5 separate regions of the Homo sapiens genome follow, and all the other regions are linked to region 1. Evidence: chromatin contacts called from ENCODE Hi-C data. All regions are on one chromosome and are shown on one strand. Each heading gives the region's core, a stretch centred on a gene start or an enhancer-like site at or near the end of the contact. The rest is flanking DNA. Distances are from core to core; before and after follow the strand shown.

Region 1 (2,688 bases), core at 93-2,592:
GCTTCTTATGAATGAGCGAAGTTCTTGAGATGGAATCTACCCCTGGTGAAGATGCTGTGAATATTCTTGAAATATCAACAAAGAATTCAGAATATCACAAAACCTTAGTTGCTAAAGCAATGGTAGGGGTTAAGAGGATTTACTCTAATTTTGAAAGAAGTTCTACAGTGGGTAAAATGCTTTCAAACAGCATCACATGCTACAGAGAAATCTTTAGTGAATGGAAGAGTCAACTGCTGTACAAAATTCATTATTTTGTTATTTTAAGAAACTGCCACAGCAACTCCAATCTTCAGCAACCATCACCCTGATTGGTCAACAGCCATCAACATCAAGCAAGACCCTCCACCAGCAAAAAGATTAGGACTTGCTGAAGGCTGAGATGATTAGTAGCATTTTTTAGCAATAAAATATTTTAAAATTACAGCATGTAATTTTTTTTTACACATAATGCTATTGCACACTTAATAGGTTACAATACAGTGTAAATACAACTGTTATATGCACTGGGAAACCAAAAAAATCGTGTGACAGGCTTTATTGGTCTGGAACCGACCCCGCAATATCTCGGAAGTATGTTTGTACATTATTCATAGAAAAAGTATTATTCTAATAACATTTTGAAATATTTAGCCAAAAAGTAGAAAAATGAAGCATCCAAGGGAAAACAGTAAAACTCGGACGGCAGGAAAGCTCGGAAAAAACACAAAAAACCTGGCGTGTTCAGGGACAGGATAATCCAGCGAGGCTTTTAATGTGTATAGGAGAAGTGAAAAGAAATAAGGCTGGTACAGTAGTTTGCCGCCAGACTATATGCTTTAGGAGAGAGGGAGGCATTCTAGGTTGTCTTGTTTTTCTTACCAGCTTGTTGATACTCATGGGACTCAATTACCTCAATTTAGACCTCTATGTGGGCACAAGAGTGAGTAGGACTCCTGGAGAAACACAGACACTAATGTCCAAGGCTGCACTTGACTTCACTAGTGCCCGCGGGAGAAATTTAGCAATGAGGATGAGCCATGAGGATGATTCGGGAGAAATAGGAAGTATTCATGGCTTTGCTCCCTCCCCCCTAATCAAACATCTCAATCTCAGGATCCTAAGGGCAGATCTTTTAGGACATCGGGCATTTCCCCGTAAGCAATCCCCCCTCGCTATCCTCAAATGCAAACTGCGGAGTCTGCCACAAACGCGTTGGCTTTAAAACTCATCCCTGAACTTTAGATCCACCCAGCCGGTTAAGGATATCACGACTCACCACTGATTCTTCTTGCACCCTTCTGAGAGCCGCGCTTAGAGTAATTCGCGCCCAAACATTCGTAAACAGAGGAGACCCGGAAGTGGGTGGGAAGAAAGCGGAAACGGGCATCTAACCCTACCCCTAAACGTCATCAGGAATGCGCCCATGAGAGCGCTATTAGATTGGCTGGAGGGAGGGCGGTGTCGGCCTACGCCCCCAGAGTCGTCCGGCTGACGCTGGCGGTGGCGCGGTTTGTGTGGGCTTGGTGAGGGCGGGGAGGCCTGGCTGTGTGGATGTCTGACAGGTGAGGCGGGGGACGCAGAAGTGCAGCCGCCCTCTCCCACAGCGGAGTCCAAAACAGGCCTACCAGTGAGTAGGACGTACACCTTTCAGATCGCTCCATTCTTCTGGCTCCTGTCCCTCCTCTACCCCTGTATTTTGAACTTTTGTCCTTTCTCTCCCGCTCTGTCCTTTACTTCTGTCTTCTTTACCTTCCTACTGTGACGGGATCCCACTCTCTGCCTTCTCCTTAGGTTTAGATTTTCACTTCGACCAACCTCTAGTTTTGGGCGAAGTCCCTGGCAATTCGGAGGTACTTCTGGAAAGAAGGTGCTTTTAATACTTTAGGGGCCATGTCGGTATCTTCTTTGGCCACTTAAGCACCCTGAACTGTTCCCGTTGGCAGAGGTCACTTTTTGTATGGTTCCAAAGGGATGCGCCTGCTTCATGGCTGCCTCCCTTCTAGGTTGTGGGTTATGTTATTGTCAGGGTTTTTCTAAGAGTTTTCGGGAATAAAAGTGATTTTCTGTGTGTAAACAGGATTAAGAGTGTAAACAGTGTTAAGAGTGAGAGGTAGAATAGAAAAGACAGGTCTAAATTGACATAAAAGCTTACATTACTAACTCGTTCTCAGTTTTATCTAGAAAGAAGGTGGTCTTAGGGAAGCTCGAAGCCCTGGATAACGTATGTGTGTAAAGTTTTAAACCACTTGATGATTTTCTGCCAATATAATTTTGTGTTTAATGATGTACTTATGCTAATATCAAATATAATTTTCATGCCCTATGTTTCCATCTCCAAACCCAACTAGTTGAACATCAAAGTACCTTCTTGAAGTATTAATGTGCAATCATACGTCAGCAGCCAAAGCTTGAAACTTATTGGTTCAAGAAATCTTTTTCTCACTGATTTGTTTTTGAGGTGTGGGGGTGGGATTAATCATTGCTCTTTAACTCATTTTAGTTGTCAGTAACATATTTGCTTTGCATGTTGCTTCTTTGAATGCTTGAGGCCTCTCTTGATGGTCTTCTGAGAAAATTCAGAGGTCGTATTGCCATCCGCAGTAGTTGTGTTTTTATCTAAAAATGGTGTCTGTTTCCAGCCTCCACCAATTCACATGTGATTTTCAGGAAGTCACTTAAACGGGGCTCTTTCCTATTAGTTGTTCA
Region 2 (2,688 bases), core at 110-2,609, 3.0 Mb before region 1:
TCTCACCAAACTTTCGATTTCATTCTAAATTGATTCTTCCAAAGAAAATAAATTGACAAAATATTTTAACTTTGTGAAGCTGGAGAGGAAGGCAAGAGTTTAAAGTATTAAACTATATAAACATAAACTACTGTTAGCTCATCTATGATGATCAGTCTACTGAATCTCATTATTGATTTTTCAGCACATACATTTCAGTAGCCCTGTCAGAATTAAAACAAACCAAATAATTTTAAGAGCTAAACTGTGGCAAGAGTTTAAAAAAAAAAAAGAATCCAAGCTGCTGCTACTTTTTAAAAAATTTTGTCTAGAAAATGCAAATAAAAACACAAGGTTGGGGAAGGAGCAAAACAAAATCTAAACAGGAATCTTTTTACAAAAACGTTAGAATAAAAAGAACAGGGCCGGGGAAGAATAAACAGCAACTAATCAATTCTTGAGGGAACTGGAAAGGAATATCTCTTACAAAGCAGGGAAAGATGCTTTGGGAGGAAGGTGAGCAAGTTTTGGGGAAAACCCGCAACGGAGAAAGAAAGGAATGGGGAGAGGATGGGACTAAATTGTGGAAAATGTAGAAGATGGAGAAAAAAGAATGGGGTTGGATGCAAGCATAAAGAAGAAAGGAAAAAGACCTGGCGGAAAGAAGAGGAGCGGAATCGATATACATACAAAACAGGAAATGGAGCTGGGAGTGGGAGATACTACCGGGTACAGGATTCAGAAGAGGAAGAGGTGGGGCGGGAATGACGGACCTGTGGGAATGAGGTTGAAGGTGCATAGTGGCGGGGGGTTTTAAGGGCGGCGATGGACGGAGACAGGTTATGATGTGAGAGAACGAGCTAGGGAGAGGGCCCAGAGATAGGTTGGGAGTAGGGTGGGGGAAACAGTGATCTAAAGGGACAAGAGGCAGGGGCTTGGAGGAGCAGGGCCGTAAGAAAGAACGCGGCTAACGGGATGAGAATGAAGGCGCCAACACACTGCCAAGATGGAGTGGGAAAAAACTAGAGAGGGATGAGGCGGAGGGCAAAGGATCGGAGAGAGGGGATGAGGATGGCTAGGGAAGAACGGCAGAAGTTCGGCCCAGAATAAAGAACAGGGTCAGGACAGAAGACGTGTTTGGAGAGAAGACAGACTTGAGTGGAGGGGAATGGAGGTGCACTGAGCGGGGAAACCTCCTGGGCTGCTGGAAGGTGGGGACAGGTGGGAGTCTGGCAGATAACTGCTCACCGTAGAGTCCTTAAAGGACGTGCCCGGAAGAAAGGGCAAGCCATGCACGGGATTGGACACCATTGCAGCCGGTACCACCGCCGCCACCTAGGTCCTGCTTCGTCCTCTCCGGTTGCCCAGGCGACAAGCAGTGTTCGCGGGCACCTCCAGGATCCATGGTAACGCTAAACATCCGGAACTCCCACGAGCGGAAGGCGGGGCCAGGAGGCGCAGGCATCACAGGAGGTTTGCGCGTGCGCCATCCGCAGGACTCCGCGTTCTCGCGGTAAGTGGGCCGCGGCCTTGGAGCGCGGCTAGTGGGCGTGGTTGTGTCGGCCCCTCCTCTTCCGCTTCGCCCCGCCCCGCTCCCGGAGGATGAGACGTGGGAGCTGTTGGGTGGCGCGGGGAAAGGCGGGTGTAGCGAGGCGGTAGTTCTCGCTGTGAGATCCGGGGTCCGAGCAGGCCCTTAGATGAGTTGCAGAGAGGGACGTTCCTTCTCTCCTTCCACCTAGTCCTGGCGGACCTCACTGCGCCCCGCCAACGCTGTGAGCTCAGGCACTCTTTTCTCCCCCCTCTGCCCCATTTCACACAGAAGTGTAAATGGTCGGTCCAGTTGGCAGTGCTACTAAACTAGACCCATGCTTCTTGTAGGCAGGGGCCGAGGATTACCCATGATTGTGTTTCTGTTGCTCAGGGATGGTCAATGAACTAATGCAATCATCTCATCCTTAATTCTCCCACTGCCACATTGTATTTTTCCCCTTTTAACTCTTTTTTAAAATCAATCTTTCTCTTTCTTTCTTTCCTTTCTTTCTTTCCTTTCTTTTCTTTTTCCTTCCTTCCTTCCCTCCTTCCCTCCGTCCCTCCTTCCCTCCTTGCTTCCTTCCTTCCTTCCCTACTTCCCTCCTTCCGTAGAGATAGTGTCCCACTATGTTGCCCAAGCTGGTCTCGAATTCCTGGGGTCAAGCGATCCGCCCACCTCGCCTCCCAAAGTGCTGGGATTACAGGCATGAGCCACCGCGCCCAGCTCTCTTTATTCTACCATCAATCCCTTCGGTTAAACACCTTTGTTTTTGTAGGGAAAGCCTTGAATATGTGCTGCAGGGCAGGGTGCACTCTGATAGGTACTTGATTTTTGTTGACTGAAGAGCTGCAGGTTGAAGGGTGGTCACCTCAATCCCTCGTTTGTACCTGCAGCTGCAATGAAAAAGATCAGAACCACTAGGAGGAACACAGCTCCTTCAAAGAGAAAGACTAAGTCTTGGGAAAGAAGCAGATAAGTGAGGTGAAATATTGTCAGCATCATAGGTATAGCCTTTGATGCTTTTTACAAAACTTGCTTAAATTATTTTTTCTTAAAAGAAACATAATCCTATTCCTGAAACATTTTTTTTGGGGGGGGGGGGAGAAAGCTATCCATCATTGCTGAGGAGCTTAAAAATAAAAAGTAATCAAAACCCACGTGCCGAGAGATTTGGATTC
Region 3 (2,688 bases), core at 68-2,567, 2.8 Mb after region 1:
ATCCTTGGAATAAACGCTACTTGCTCATTCAAGGGCATCATCATTCCACTCTAGATGGCCTCTTAAAGTTTTTTCTTACTCATGTAGGCAGATGTAACTGCTCTTCTATGCTTTTATGACACCTAATAATATCTTCATTATAACAAGTAGCACATTATAATTGTCTTTCTCTGTCTCCCCAGCAGCCTGTAAGAAGGTCAGAACTGGGTCTTTTCAAATATATATCCACAGTCCCTGGTATTGTAGGAATTATAAAAATGTCGCAACTAATGGGTGTCCTGCCTTGGGTTTAGCAATCATATATTATTGACTTCTCAGAATCCTGCAAGGTAAACAGTATAGATGAATTACACTCAAAGAGGTCAAGTAGTCGATGCTCTGTGAGTGGCAGGTTAATAACGGAAGTCCCACAAGGTAGGTCCACAACTTGGACCCACAAGATAATGACAGTGTGGCTGTGTAAGACTATAAACCACAGAGATGATCTCAGTAAGGATGGAAAACAGATTACGTTTTTAAAAAGGTCATCCTCATGAAAAGGAAAATGATTCCTACAGAGGAATGACAGCTCGCGAAGCTTCTTAAAGTACAACATTCAAGCACCACAGCACATGCCTAAGGGAAGCATTAGAAGAGATTAGAAGGAAAAGGCCGTGGAGACCTCAATCCCTCCTCCTCCCACCGCGGGCCTGGCCTCCACCGCCACCTCTGCCAGGCGGGCATGGAAGGGGCGACCTCTCCGATGCGCACTGCCGGGCGCGAAGCCGCCCGCGCACCCTCCCCCAGCGCGGCGCGTGCCACTGGCCCGGGAGGCCCAGGCGTGGGCAGCCGGGTACCTAGCTCGGCCACGGTAGCCGCGCAGCCGGACAGTAGGAATTTGCTCGCTCGGGGCCATCTCTGGGTCAGCGGCAAAAGCCTCTCCTCCTCCTCCGGGACGGACATTCAGCAGTAGCGCAAGACGATAACGCACTCCTTCTCGCCGCTGCGCTGCACCGCGCCGCGGCGGCCGCTTCCCTGCCAGGGCGGCCCCTTTTCAACCGGCGAGTGGCCGGGTGAGGACCATTTCCCTCGTTCGGCTCGGCCGGGTGGACCCGCAACCTTCCTAGCAGTCCCAGCTGGAGTGGTCCAGCTGCCCCTTACACCCCAGAATAGAAAAACACAGCGGAGCCCAGGAGGTTACTGGGCAATGTAGTCCGCCGGGCTCCGCTACGTCTCTGATTGGCCGGCCGCGGGTCCCTCTGCGGCTCCGCCCCCGGCCTCCATGGCAACGCGGCTGGTTCTCGCCCGTCAGTCCTAGCCCGGCCCTGCCCCTCCTTGCATTTTTTCCGCGCTGGCTGAGATTCAAAGAGAAGTGGAGGTGGGAGGGAGCGACAATGGAAAAATCACCTGAAAACTGGGACAGAGGAAGGAAGCTACAGTTACGAAGGAGAGCTGCAAAAGTTGCAGCAGAAAGGTTGGGAGTCCCGACAGGTTCCGTAGCCCACAGAAAAGAAGCAAGGGACGGCAGGACTGTTTCACACTTTTCTGCTTCTGGAAGGTGCTGGACAAAAACATGGAACTAATTTCCCCAACAGTGATTATAATCCTGGGTTGCCTTGCTCTGTTCTTACTCCTTCAGCGGAAGAATTTGCGTAGACCCCCGTGCATCAAGGGCTGGATTCCTTGGATTGGAGTTGGATTTGAGTTTGGGAAAGCCCCTCTAGAATTTATAGAGAAAGCAAGAATCAAGGTATGTGGTCGTGGCAGACGGGGTCTCCAGAGGAGACAATGCTTTCTTTTTTAAACTTTCTTTCATTGACTCTTAAGTGCAGGGCTAGAACACGGGGAACATACCTGCTTGCCTCAACTAAAGGATCTAGTCATTTCTGAATTCCTCTACTAACAATTAACAACAATATCCTGTGCAAAATTTTGCGAAAGAAATGAAATACAATTGCAGCGTGCATCGACATTTTTGGAAGTAGAGATTAACTTTTCGTATTTTTACTTCATCGAAGTTAAGTTCCAAATGTGTATGTGTTAAGTAAATGTTTTCAGTAATTGGGAAAGATAAAGTGTAATCCAATTTAAGTTTGTGAAAATGAGTAATTCGTATCCAAATTGGAGTTAACACCAAAGTATTGTACAAATTGCTTGCACAGTTGGTCCGTACACAATAAACAGGCTCTGTATTTTTAGCTGACGTTGTTATTTGATGATGATGTACTCCATTTTCACTACGGCCTGAAGAGACTAGTAATCCTCCTTGTAGTAGATGTTTTTGTCTTGAAAGTATCTTTTAAATGTCTGAGCACTTTAAGGAACAGACCTTTATTAATGTCTTTTAAGTTTTATTCAATTTCCAGTCACAAATATTTTATGGTATTTGATTGTCTAATAAATTTGTATGATATTATAATTATTCTTATGAATTATAATACTTTCTGTGGTGACCCATTTTCCATCTGGTTAGCCCAATTTGTAGAATGAATTTATACGTAGTAGCATTATTTTACCACTGATCATTTGCCTTCAAAATCTCTGAGATTCCAATTTAGTAAAAAACATATAGAAAATTAAAGAGAACTAAGATGAAAATAAAAATAACCCAGAATATCACACCAGCTGTACTGTAAAAATTTAGTGTATTTATATTATTTTGGTCATTTTCCTATGTATTTACAACTATTTAATGAACAACAATGGAAT
Region 4 (2,688 bases), core at 117-2,616, 2.2 Mb after region 1:
AATACTGACAAATGTTTGAAATAATAGATTGGAATTAACCCTCATATTAATTTTAGCTTCTACCAAAGTGTGCATAGAGCAAAGAATCAAAGGACAACATGTTAACTAATAAAGCAAATAATTGGTACCTATGACTTAGCAAGTTACCTTTATTAGCACTGGGTGTTGGATCTTGAAACTGATAGTTTAAAAAGTGTGATTCTTTTGAAATGGGACCAAAGGAGCCTAGGATAAGCCCAGCACCATAGGGCTCCCAATTGAGGGGTGTGGACTGGATGGCTGAAGAGGTAATATCAATACAGTGTGCCATGTGCTGTCAGTACCTAGATGATGGATAACACGATACCAGAAATGGTGGCCACAGTCAGGAGACTCGGCCTTCCCCCAGGTGAAACAAAGAAAAGGATAACAGCTGCTCTCTTACATTCAGAAGTGTGTGAGATACCAACATCCACGAGAATATTCCAGTTCTCCTTCTGAAGCAGAATACTACCTATTCTACCACCCACATCCTGACAAGGCCTTTGGAAATCAACTCAAAAATTTTTAGCATTATTTTTTGGGGGAAGGGTGATTAAAAAAAATCTCAGGGATAATCCGATTCAAAACTCTTGATTTTTAAATTAGGAAAATGCATCTTTTGATACATTTCAAGGAGTTCAAAAGTCCCTCCAAGACCATCCATGGACCCAACACCAATGACTCTGGGTTTTAAATCCTTTTAGTTTGGATTTCCTTAATTGCATTCATAAGCCCATATTAAAATTAAAATATAAAAAATTAAAATCTTTGCCCCATATTAAAATCACCCTGAAAACTTAAAAAACAAACAAACAACAACAACAACAAACCTCAATGCCCAGACCAGATCCTGTCCTGTTCCAATTAAATCAGAGTCTCTAGAGGTGGGACCCAAGAATCAATATATATGTTTTGAACTCTCCAGGTGATTCCACAGGGCAGCAAAGTTTGAGAAGCAACACACAGGTCTCCTTTTTCGTCACGCAGTTGATCTAAGTGCTCTGTGGTCTATTCACCATCGCTCTCTGATTTAATCATCGTGTCCGAAACAATGGAAAGGCGTATGTAGCTGAAATAATTTAGTTGGAATTATCTCGGAAAAAATAAGTAAAGTTAGATCAGGAGTGAGATGCTTTCTCAGCGCTTTCCCTGGGTCAACAGGCGCGTGCAATTTCCTCAGCGAACGCCAAGGGGCACCCTCTCCCTCCCCGCTCTACCTGGAACGCCTTCGCCTTTCCAACCGCACAAAGAGCCCGGCCTCCTCCCGGGTGACATCACAAAGGGCCGGTCCCCCGCCCCTTCGGCGCCACCACGTGTGTCCCTGCGCCCGGTGGCCACCGACTCAGTCCCTCGCCGACCAGTCTGGGCAGCGGAGGAGGGTGGTTGGCAGTGGCTGGAAGCTTCGCTATGGGAAGTCGTTCCTTTGCTCTCTCGCGCCCAGTCCTCCTCCCTGGTTCTCCTCAGCCGCTGTCGGAGGAGAGCACCCGGAGACGCGGGCTGCAGTCGCGGCGGCTTCTCCCCGCCTGGGCGGCCGCGCCGCTGGGCAGGTGCTGAGCGCCCCTAGAGCCTCCCTTGCCGCCTCCCTCCTCTGCCCGGCCGCAGCAGTGCACATGGGGTGTTGGAGGTAGATGGGCTCCCGGCCCGGGAGGCGGCGGTGGATGCGGCGCTGGGCAGAAGCAGCCGCCGATTCCAGCTGCCCCGCGCGCCCCGGGCGCCCCTGCGAGTCCCCGGTTCAGCCATGGGGACCTCTCCGAGCAGCAGCACCGCCCTCGCCTCCTGCAGCCGCATCGCCCGCCGAGCCACAGCCACGATGATCGCGGGCTCCCTTCTCCTGGTGAGCGCTTGCGTGGACCGGGGGTGGCGGCGGCGCCGGAGCAGAAGGAACCGCTCTCCGGGAGCCGGGCGGGTCACCGGGCCGGGGCTTAGGGAGGCGCGGGGCCCGGCCGACTGGGTTACGGGCACTGAGGGGTTTCCAAGGGAAGGCAACACACCAGAGGGCCTCGACTAGGTTATTTGGGGGAATCTCAGGGCTCAGCCGGGGCTGGGGAATGAAGACGAATTGTTTTCCTTGCAGTCTGGCTTTGCTGGAGGAGACGCTAGAGGTAGCCGCCCAGCTTCTGCGCATTTGAGGGCTTTTCCCCCTACTCGGCCTACCTCGCGCTCCCCACGCCCGCAGCCACAGCCCCCCACCCATCGGCCACTGCCCCTCTGCGTGGTGTGGGGCCTCGCCGCGGTGTGGGGCTCCCACGGCCGGCCGAGGCCGGCGCTTTGTTGCAGCTGCAATGTCATGTCGGGATGCTACCGCAGTGGAAGACAGTGGTACCGGTGCGCGCCGGACACCGGAGACCTCCGGGTGCTGTCGCGCGGTGCATTCCCGAGCAGGGCGCAAGCCGCCCCCTCCTCAATCCCTTTACCCTCTCTCTTCCCTCTTGGCTCGGGTGGGGTCTCAGGTTCTGTATGCCGAAATATCACCCTTAGACCCACTCTCCGGCGCCTCCAAAGCGCCGGCTTCCAGCCAGCCAGCGCGCCGGCACTGGAATGGGGGGAGGGGGAAGGAGATGTGTGTGAAGGAAGATGAATTTTCTACAGTCTTTCCGATCCCTCGTTTACCTGTGGCTAGGCAGGTGACCCTGCAGGGTGGTGCAGTCTCCCTCATCGTCTAAGCTG
Region 5 (2,688 bases), core at 128-2,627, 2.0 Mb after region 1:
CAGTGGGGTGAATGAGCTGAAGTCTTGCCTCACCAGTTCCCATCAGTCATTTTTTAAGGAATACTTCCCAGATATCTGTTCATTTCCCTAAGCCTGGTGCAGCAAAGTGCACTCCAGTGGTCAGAGAAAATCTTTGGGCAAAGGGACCCTGATGCTGGCAGGTGGACATCATAAAGGCTGAGACATTGGCAGCATCTACCTTTATTTATTTATTTATTTATTTTTTACAGACAGGATCTTTCTCTGTCACCTCTGCTGGTGTGCAGTGACATGATCACAACTTACTGCAGCCTTGACTTCCTGGATTCAAGCAATCCTCCTGCCTCAGCCTTCCTAGTAGCTGGGACAACAGGCATGTGCCACCATGCCTGGCTAATTTTTTTATTTCATTTTATTTCTTTATTTTTTGTAGAGATGAGATCTTGTTGGGTTGCCCAGGCTTTGATAATATATTTAATTTAGACTTTTTTCTCTCTACTAATTCAAACCAGACCAGCATTAATTAATTTAAATTGGAAAATATTTCTTGATTATGCAGATCTTGAATAGCATACTATAGAACATATGGAATGTGCAGTATATATTAGACATCATGCCATACCCTTCCTGTGACTGCCCGTGTCTCTAGCCTGTAGCATGGTCAGCTTTGGACCAAGTCTTCACTTTGCAATGGACTCTTCATCCCCCACTCTAGTAAGAAAGAGCACACAATGGCCTTTCTTTTTGAGGAAGAAAAACTTGGGTGGAAAATCTGGGTTTTCTTCCAAATGTCATTAAATATCATTTAATTCATTTTGTATCCTCAAACATTCCACATATATCAACAGCTTTTCCTGTAAATATTAAATAAAAGGAGGTAAGAAAAAACAGGAGGCAATGGCAGTGGAGAAATCTCTTGGAGGAAAGCTGAGAGCACAGTCCCCGTGACTGAGAGTTTCAGAGGGTTGGCAGAGCCATGAAGAACAAAGTGAAACTGTGGCTGTCGAGCAGTGAGAATGATCAAGGCTTTTATTTACATTCCAGTGAAATCTAGGGACAACTCTCATTGTGCGACTATTTATGGTGGAATTGTTTGAAACTTTGCAACTTTCTCTTTGGTGTTTTTACCCACTTCCTGTTTCTTGTTGTGATTAACAGTAAAACGAAACCTAATCACACAAAAAGCTTTTAGGAAACCATAAACCGGTAATATGGTTTCAAGGTGATCTTGGGGTCACATAAATTCTTCTGATGCCTCGGGCGCTGGAGAAGATGAAAATCTTTATGGAAACACCACTGAAAATGGAAGCCGATGGTCCCACCTCAATAACAAGGGAATAAGGAGCTTACCACACCTTTTATCCTTGACACCCATTGGGCTACAAGTTTCCAGTCTGGCTTACAGCTGAAGAAATTTCCACCACGTAGACAATGGGAAGACAAGAAAATGGTCTGTTGGCATGCTAAGTTGAAATCAAAACCTTCTCCATGGAAACGTTTTGAAACGTTATGTTTAGATTCTAAGGTGCTGACAGTAAAGTTGCAGTTTAAAGAGGTTTTATGGTCTGAAGACGGTAAATAGTAAATGCCTTACCATTTCTCGCTTTTGAGACCTAATCCATTTTTATGTCAAGAAATTCCGTATATGTAAGATTTAGTGAGTGCAAAGAATGTCAGCAACCATTGTGGAGATTTTGCATTCTGTCTGCCTGCCTGGCTTGTATTCTTAGATGCACGTATACATTTAAACATGTATAAACTTATACATGCCCTTCCTGAGGTAAGAATACTTGACTGAAAACTGTGGTATATAGGAATAAGTTATTCAAACTAATTGTGTACTTAATCCTATACAACCCTTTTCTCTCATCTCAGAAGAGGACTGTCTTGGGTTGGTGTTGCCATCTAGTGGCCAATATGGGAAACTGGCAAATGCATGACTTCTTCCTTTTCCTTCTTTCTTCCTCTCTCATTAGCGTGAAGAACTTGGTATACACCCGACCTTCTTTCAGATACTCATCATGAACAGCTTAGCAAAAGCCTCTAAAGATAATGTCTTTCTTACACAGATGGATAGACACAACACACACACAGACAACACACACACACAGACAACACACACACACAAACTCTCTCTCTCTCTTTCAAGCCCCTTTCACTTACAACCTTCCCTCCCAACTGTTGCTAATTGTATCTGTCTGGGTCTCCCACAAGGCAATTTTGTCATCTGCATTCTCTCTCCTTCTTGTTGTTGTTAATTTGTGAACCCCTTCACTCAAATTAATAAAAGCCGTATTTTTTTTATTTTTTATTTTTTGTGAGGCAGAGTCTCTCTTTGTCACCCAGGCTGGAGTGCAGTGGCACAATCTCAGCTCACAGCAACCTCCACCTCCTGGGTTCAAGTGATTCTCCTGCCTCAGCCTCCTGAGTAGCTGAGATTAGAGGCATGCACCACCATGCCCAGCTAATTTTTGTGTTTTTAGTAGAGACACGGTTTCACCATGTTGGCCAGGCTGGTCTTGAACTCCCGACCTCAGGTGATCTGCCCGCCTTGGCCTCCCAAAGTGCTGGGATTACAGGCATGAGCTACCACATCTGGCCAAAAGCCATATGTTTTCCGAAGTAATTGGACACGCTGAAACTAATGTTGTAAACTTTAAAACTTTTGTGGAGCCCCAGAAGTGTCCTTTTAGAATCTCTAAAAGGTTT

Evidence for each region. Hi-C counts contacts between places; a loop is a spot of excess contacts on that map. Pooled maps may share reads with other maps.
Region 2: a pooled map shows a loop between it and region 1 (28-fold over the local background). The contact joins the promoter of EFHC1 here to the promoter of CENPQ in region 1. A Hi-C loop is called at or near these places in 9 of 50 pooled maps.
Region 3: a loop to region 1 is called in a pooled map, with 12 times the contacts of the local background. The contact joins the promoter of CYP39A1 here to the promoter of CENPQ in region 1. A Hi-C loop is called at or near these places in 5 of 50 pooled maps.
Region 4: a loop to region 1 is called in a pooled map, with 10 times the contacts of the local background. The contact joins the promoter of TNFRSF21 here to the promoter of CENPQ in region 1. A Hi-C loop is called at or near these places in 8 of 50 pooled maps.
Region 5: a pooled map shows a loop between it and region 1 (9-fold over the local background). The contact joins the enhancer-like site here to the promoter of CENPQ in region 1. A Hi-C loop is called at or near these places in 9 of 50 pooled maps.

Annotation. Positions count from the first base shown.
Region 1 is chr6:49,462,024-49,464,711 of GRCh38, reverse strand. It overlaps CENPQ (centromere protein Q), which reads right to left and starts at 1,342. Exons shown (of 9, transcript NM_018132.4): 1 at 1,259-1,342. It overlaps MMUT (methylmalonyl-CoA mutase), which reads left to right and starts at 1,459. Exons shown (of 13, transcript NM_000255.4): 1 at 1,459-1,609. RefSeq lists enhancers at 476-1,375, 1,720-1,789, 1,376-2,276.
Region 2 is chr6:52,419,013-52,421,700 of GRCh38, reverse strand. It overlaps EFHC1 (EF-hand domain containing 1), which reads right to left and starts at 1,359. Exons shown (of 11, transcript NM_018100.4): 1 at 1,228-1,359. The coding sequence starts at 1,290. It overlaps LOC124901331 (a long non-coding RNA gene), which reads left to right and starts at 720. Exons shown (of 2, transcript XR_007059611.1): 1 at 720-1,492. RefSeq lists an enhancer at 799-1,390.
Region 3 is chr6:46,651,447-46,654,134 of GRCh38, reverse strand. It overlaps CYP39A1 (cytochrome P450 family 39 subfamily A member 1), which reads left to right and starts at 1,317. Exons shown (of 12, transcript NM_016593.5): 1 at 1,317-1,729. The coding sequence starts at 1,553. SLC25A27 (solute carrier family 25 member 27) reads right to left here and starts at 1,160. Exons shown (of 9, transcript NM_004277.5): 1 at 837-1,160. The coding sequence starts at 942. RefSeq lists silencers at 723-822, 1,253-1,342 and enhancers at 1,003-1,132, 1,363-1,412.
Region 4 is chr6:47,308,583-47,311,270 of GRCh38, reverse strand. It overlaps TNFRSF21 (TNF receptor superfamily member 21), which reads left to right and starts at 1,366. Exons shown (of 6, transcript NM_014452.5): 1 at 1,366-1,855. The coding sequence starts at 1,760. RefSeq lists enhancers at 1,104-1,398, 1,350-1,529, 1,693-2,415 and a silencer at 1,670-1,899.
Region 5 is chr6:47,413,365-47,416,052 of GRCh38, reverse strand. No RefSeq gene overlaps it. Among named protein-coding and RNA genes, the nearest start is that of CD2AP, 63 kb to the left of the region's middle. RefSeq lists enhancers at 1,352-1,401, 1,904-1,963, 1,974-2,023. Within about 2 kb of position 1,377, at least 12 of the 41 ENCODE cell types and tissues checked have a DNase peak (open chromatin) inside an H3K27ac peak, as active enhancers do.